Linked DNA regions of Homo sapiens: region 2 is linked to region 1. A link is a contact called in ENCODE Hi-C or POLR2A ChIA-PET data. All regions are on one chromosome and are shown on one strand. Each heading gives the region's core, a stretch centred on a gene start or an enhancer-like site at or near the end of the contact. The rest is flanking DNA. Distances are from core to core; before and after follow the strand shown. Region 1 overlaps SNX29 (sorting nexin 29). Region 2 has its middle 36 kb from the start of SNX29-AS3.

Evidence for each region. A loop is a pair of places that touch in the nucleus more often than their neighbours do. ChIA-PET counts read pairs that join two places held with the same protein, here RNA polymerase II (POLR2A). Pooled maps may share reads with other maps.
Region 2: a map of endothelial cell of umbilical vein shows a loop between it and region 1 (3-fold over the local background). The contact joins two enhancer-like sites. A Hi-C loop is called at or near these places in 1 of 168 maps with a recorded cell type or tissue (endothelial cell of umbilical vein) and 7 of 50 pooled maps. POLR2A ChIA-PET finds 5 or more read pairs at or near these places in 2 of 52 experiments (OCI-LY7 and endothelial cell of umbilical vein).

The regions. Positions count from the first base shown.
Region 1 is chr16:12,458,150-12,461,525 of GRCh38, forward strand. The region is part of intron 18 of SNX29 (sorting nexin 29); the gene reads left to right. Among named protein-coding and RNA genes, the nearest start is that of SNX29-AS2, 87 kb to the left of the region's middle. RefSeq lists an enhancer at 1,301-1,460. Within about 2 kb of position 1,367, at least 12 of the 41 ENCODE cell types and tissues checked have a DNase peak (open chromatin) inside an H3K27ac peak, as active enhancers do.
Region 2 is chr16:12,645,369-12,648,555 of GRCh38, forward strand. No RefSeq gene overlaps it. Among named protein-coding and RNA genes, the nearest start is that of SNX29-AS3, 36 kb to the left of the region's middle. Within about 2 kb of position 1,548, at least 3 of the 41 ENCODE cell types and tissues checked have a DNase peak (open chromatin) inside an H3K27ac peak, as active enhancers do.

The DNA of each region.
Region 1 (3,376 bases), core at 117-2,616:
TCTGCACTGCACGTGGAGAAACCTCAGGCCCATTGGGAAGTGGCAGCCACGTTCCATCTGTGAGCCCAGAGGGACCTTAGTTGGCATTTTGTAGCATATCTGCCCCGAGCTGACCACCATCTGCTTGGCATTATTTAAAACCTCTTAAATGCATTTCGGCGGGGGACAGGTCTCCATAACACTGGGACAGGGAGGCAGAAGTCTTCTGGAGAAACCAGACGGAAACCTTGCCTGGTTGCAGAGGAGGAAGAAGCATCAAACGCGAGCCCTATGCAGACACTGAGTGGTCTTGCTTCTGTGGCTGCCTGAGAAGTTGCAGCTCTTTGATTAAAGATCAGTAGTTATTTGAGGGTTTTGTATTTATTATGTACATTTTGTTGTTAGACAGCTATCACTGGTCCTGTTTCTAGAGGGAGAAAGGAAGTATTTATACTCTTGGTGTTGGCTGCAAGGTTGTCCCAGCCAACAATTCCCAGTCACGGCGAAGGATACAGGAAGGAGCTTTGAATTGTGTAGATGAGTTAGAAGGCCAGTTAAACCCAGAAAGGGCAATGCTGTGAGCACCAAGGAGGAGGTAGCCTTTGGAGTGTGTCGCAATCCACTCCCCTTCTCTTCCTGCACACGCCGCACACATGCGCAGAGGCAGGCTCTGGCCACAGCTCATTGGCCCAGAGTGAGCACTCACACAGGAGAAAACTACCCAGATACTGGCCCAATCAGATTCTCTGTTGGTCTCAGGTCTTTTCACTACAAGTGGCAAAATCTTACCTTGAGCTGGCTAAAACAAAACAATTTTTTGCCTTATATAAGTAAAACATTCTGTTGTAGCTTGATCTAGGGTCTCAGCTATTCTCCTTCCTCCTCCCTTTCTCCCTTCCTCCTCCTCCGCCCCCTCCTGCTGTCTTCTTCCCCCACCTCCTCCTCCCCGGTCCACTCCCCCCTCCTCCCACCGTTTCACTCTCCCCTCCTCCTCCCATTTCACTCCCCCCTCCTCCCCCTCTCCACTTCCCCTCCTCCCCTATCCTCCTACCCGCCTTTTCCCCCTTAGGTTCTGCGTCTCTGTACTGTGTTCTCTAGTAGGTTCCTCTCCTGTGGGGCTCACCAGCAGCTCTGAGCTTAGATCCTCACAGGCCAAGAAATGTGGCTATGAAACCCCTCAGCTCTCTCCCTGTCATACAGGCTCCTGATGGGCCTGGATGGGGTGGAACACCCTCACGGTGGTGCATGCAGGACTTTGATTTTCCCAGCCTTGATCTCATGCCTACTCTAGGGTCAGAGCTGGAGCGGGACCCATAGGGAGCCCAGAGACAGGCTGGGTGGAGAGTGGGTCCCTAAAGGAGAACTGAAGAAGAGGAAGTGGATGGCAGGCAGAGAAAGACAACCACTGTTCGCACGGAGGCTTCCTCCTGGACCATGCGGGATTATGCCTCAGAGCCTGGGTCAGTCTGCATGCACGTGGGGCTGGGTGGAGGGAGTGTCATATCTAGACCCTGAGCTCGGGAGGTGGAGAAAGCAAACTTGCAGGGAGGAAGCAGGATCCCTTGGGTGTGCAGAGGAGCAGAGCAGCATGGCCTCGCAGCTAACCTTGGACTTGGGTGGCTTTCTGGTCACTGGTCCTGCCCCTCAGGAGGCCCAGCAGTCTTTCCAGCTCTTGCTTTTTTTGAGATACCCTTGTACCCGTCCAGTAATACCCCATTTCCCCAAAGCCATAGTGAACTGGCCTTTCTTCCTGGTAATCAAAGAGTCTGTGACTAAGAAGATAGAAGGACCAGCGACACCATCGGCCTAGCTCACAGAGTTCCTCTCCAGAAGAGAAGTGCCTGGCTCCCAGTGTGGTTGGAAATATACCGAACAGAAGCATGGCTCAGCTTCCATGCAGCCAGAGAAGCTCCTGATTCTGTAAAGCATAGTTAGCTGTGGCAGGAGGGAGAGGGCCATTCAGGATCACATCAGAAGGTGACATGCTAGTGGCCGTCCTGGCTGAATCACGACCTCCCCAGCCCATTCCTTCTCACAAGAGCTGTTTTGCCGAATGAGACTTCATCACCCAACCACGGCTCGCAGCCAGACGCAGCCGAACAGGCCTAGTGCGGCTGAAACTTTCCTTCAGAGGGGGAAACCCTAAAACTGTCTGCTGGGCATAGTGATTTCTTTAGTATTTTCAGAGTTGAGTGCCTTGCTTGTTCAAATGCCAAGATTATTTTTAAGTCCATTATATTCTCACTGATTTCCTATTGTCAAGAACATTTTATTTGGAAAGGTCTTAGTGTAACCAAAGTAGAAAACTCCTTCTATATTTTTAGCTTGGTCTTCCCTCTTGTTACCTCCTCCTCCCCCTGGCCAGCTCCTCTTCATCCTTCAAGGCTTTGCTCAGCCATCACCTCCTCCAGGAAACTGCATTCCATGTCACCTCTCCTTCTGGCCTCCTGTGCATCCCTATGCCATAACACTTATTCCACTGGACTATAACTTTTTGGCTGGCTGGCTGCCTCACAAATGTGTGAACTCTTTTTTTTTTTTTTTTTTGAGACAGAGTCTAGCTCTGTTGCCTAGGCTGGAGTGCAGTGGTGCGATCTCAGCTCAATGCAACCTCCGCCTCCCGGGTTCAAGCAATTCTCCAGCCTCAACCTCCTGAGTAGCTGGGACTACTCAGGGTGCATGCCACCATGCCCGGCTAATTTTTGTACTTTTAGTAGAGAGAATTTCGCCATGTTGGCCAGGCTGGTCTCGAACGCCTGACCTCAGCCTTCCAAAGTGCTGGTATTACAGGCGTGAGCCACCGTACCCAGCCAAATGTGTGAACTTCTTTAGAACAGGCACATTGCTTTTGCTAATAATAGCCGACTTTTGTTAAATATTTAAATGTTAAGCAAAGTAGTTGATTTTCAAACACAGTCCTAGAAGTTAGATGCGATAATTGCCCACATTTTACATTAAGAAATTGAAGCATGTGTGGAGAGCTTTAGCAAATTACTGAAGGTCATACAACTAATGAGAATATGAAATCAAGATTCTATCTCAGGCAGCCTTAGTCTTATTGTGTCCATAACCACTGCTCCAAACTATTGGCTCAGCTCAGTATCTCTCCTTGGAGCCACCACAAGTCTGGTGCCTAGTAGGTGCTCAATAAACATTGGGTGAACTTCAAGAGATTGGATACCTGTGAATGTGCAGCTGGGCTGACTTGGAAGGAATTTCCAGAGGTGGTTTTGCTGCTTCTATTACTGTGACGAGGGGTAGAGGCACGTTTGGCTTCCTGCCTGCATGGAATTTTGCAGTCAGAGCAAGTTCTAACCGCAGCCCTTCACTCCTTCTCTCCAAGACAAATGGAAACTTATTCTGTTCTTAAAACTCGTCTCCTCTATCAGAAGCTTTT
Region 2 (3,187 bases), core at 298-2,797, 190 kb after region 1:
ATGAAACCCCATCTCTACTAAAAATACAAAAATTAGCCAGGTGTGGTGGCACACACCTGTAATCCCAGCTTCTTAGAAAGCTGAGGCATGAGAATTACTTGAACCCAGGAGGCAGATGTTGTAGTGAGCCAAGATCGTGTCACTGCACTCCAGCCTGGGTGATAGAGTGAGATTCGGTCTCAAAAAAAAAACAACAACAAAAAAGTAAACTAGCTTTCCATTTCCTTTGATAATTTTAAACATTTACTTATTAGATAATTTTTTTGTAAAAAAGAGTCAATGTGTGGCCGGGTGCGGTGGCTCACACCTGTAATCCCAGCATTTTGGGAGGCCAAGGCAGGCGGATCACTTGAGGTCAGGAATCTGAGACCATCCTGGCCAACATGGTGAAAGCCCGTCTCTACTAAAAATACAAAAATTAGCTGGGTGTGGTGGCGCGTGCCTGTAATCCCAGCTACTCGGGAGGGTGGGGCACGAGAATCTCTTGAGCCTGAGAGGTGGAGGTTGTAGTGACCTGAGATTGCACCACTGCACTCCAGCCTGGCAACAGAGCGAGACTCTGTCTCAAAAATAAAAATAAATAAATAAATAAATAAATAAATAAATAAATAAAACAAGTCAATGTGGCAAAAAGTGTGAAGATGATATATTAAACATGACTGCCATTTGGGAAATATGGTTCTAGGGCTGTCCAGCTGGACTTTCTGCAATGATTGAAATGTTCTATTCTGTGCTATCCAATAGCCACATGTGGCTATTGAGTACTTGAAAGGTGGCTAGTGTAACTGAGGCACTGAATTTTAAAATTTTATTTTACTATATAAAGACAATGCAGATCTTGGGTGATAACCGTGATTGATAATGCATGCCTGGAATACTGTCTTTAGGAGGACTCAGCGGTCAGTAGTTCTGTGACAGATTATTAATGCCTGGTGTGGGTATGAGGGGGAATGTGATGGTGAGAGTGTCATTTATTGGCCATCCCTAGACTACGTTTTCTTAGAGGGTCCTTCTAGCTCTAACATTTCAGAATGATATATTCTTCCCTAAGCCTTCGGTAGAATTTAGTACCCAATTAATGATCTGTCTAACCCAGGATGTCATGGAACTATTTGTTTCTGATTTCTGTGTTTTTTAGAAAACCTCACACCATCTGCTTGTTTCCTGATAAACGTAGAGACTACTGATTAGAAGGCTTCACTTTAAAGTATTTACCCATATCTACATGCATTTGCCTGAAGCTAATTATTTCAGGCTGGTGAGATGTGAGTCACCATTTCCTTTTCTCAAGAAAGACACTAAAAAGTCACCTCTTTAGAGGCAGGGGATCATTACCAACGGAAAAGGAAGGACCCCATCTGTTTAATGTGTGGCTAAAAGTGGGGTGCTGGAAATAACCTTTCTCCACGTGACTACAGAGTTGGGACAGGCTGTCAACAGGCTTCGGCTATCTTGGAGAGAAAGTCCCAGATTCTGCCATGGAGAACAGAGGCAAGGCATGGCATGGAACGCTCCCTCCACCCACCGCCATAGAAGCTGAATGTCAAGCAGGTTGGCAGCTTTCCCCAGCCCTCCCCCAGTGTCCCTGCCAGGCACGGAAGGACGGGTCACAGGGCTGACCCTGGCTGGCATTTCAGACAGCTTTATAATTACACCATCTATTTTTCAACTTGCCACTGACCTTTTGGTCTTCTCATTTGTGAGCATGCGAGCATGTGTGTATGTGTGTGCGTTGGATGTGTCTTCTTTTATCTTTGCTTGATGCTCTCATCCTCATTTCCTTTTCTCTTCTCCTCTGGTCTTGTTTATCATTTAAACCACAGGTTGTTAGGGCCAAGTTGGTTTCTCTTTCCTTCTGCTTTATCCTATTATGGAATTATCTAGAATGAGCCCTGTCATCTCTCTGACCTCACTTTCCCATCTGTCAAATCAAAGGTTTTGATTGGATCATAAGAATTGGTAACATTGAATTTTTTTTTTTTTTTTTTTTTTTTTTGAGACAGAGTCTCACTCTGTCCCCCAGGCTGGAGTGCAGTGGCATGATCTTGGCTCACTGCAACCTCCGCCTCCCAGGTTCAACTAATTCTTCTGCCTTAGCCTCCCCAATAGCTGGGGACTACAGGTGCGTGCCACCACTCCTGGCTAATTTTTGTATTTTTAGTAGAGACGGGGTTTCACCACGTTGGCCAGGCTGGTTCGAACTCCTGACCTTGTGATCTGTCCGCCGCAGCCTCCCAAAGTGCTGGGATTACAGGCATAAACCACTGCACCCAGCCAACATAGAACTCTTGACTCTGCCCACCATATTGCTGTCACCTGCTGTCACTGCCTTAGTCCAAGTCCTCATCACCTGTCACCATTGGGACCAAGGTTCTATCACTCCAGAATGGTACCCCCACCCTTGGGCTCCCCTCCAATCTGTTCATGAACCTGAGCTAGAGGCATCTTTTGGAAATGCCCATTGGATCATGTCACTCCCCCATCGTCCTTGTACCCTCCAAGCCCAGCCTCCCTAACATGTCCTCTGAGGCGAATCATCAGGTCCACCATCTGCCCACCTCTCGTCCCCACTCTACGTCACTCTCCTGCACTCTCTACCCTCCAGCCCTCCTGGCCCTCAGTTCCTCAAGCATGTTAGTCTCCCTCTGGTAACAGACATTTCTGCCGGTGGTCCCCTATCCTAGAACAGCTGTTTTCTAACATGGTTGCATATTGGAATCGCCTTGGGAGCTTAAAAAAATCCTAATGCCCAGGCTTTACCCCAGACCATTTGGATCAGAGTCTTTGGAGGGGCAGTGTGGGCAACAGTATTTTTTTTTTTTTTGAAATGGAGTTTCGCTCTTGTTGCCCAGGCTGGAGTGCAATGGTGCAATCTCGACTCACCGCAACCTCCGCCTCCCGGGTTCAAGTGATTCTCCTGCCTCAGCCTCCCAAGTAGCTGGGATTACAGGCATGTGCCACCATACCCAGCTAGTTTTTGTATTTTTAGTAGAGACGGGGTTTCAGCATCTTGGCCAGGCTGGTCTTGAACTCCTGACCTCAGGTGATTCACCCACCTCAGCCTCCCAAAGTGCTGGGATTACAGGCGTGAGCCACCATGCCTGGCCAACAGTACTCTTTAAATTTCCCCAGATGACTCCAATGAGCAACCAAGGTTGTGAACCAATGGCCTAGGATGCCCTTTTTC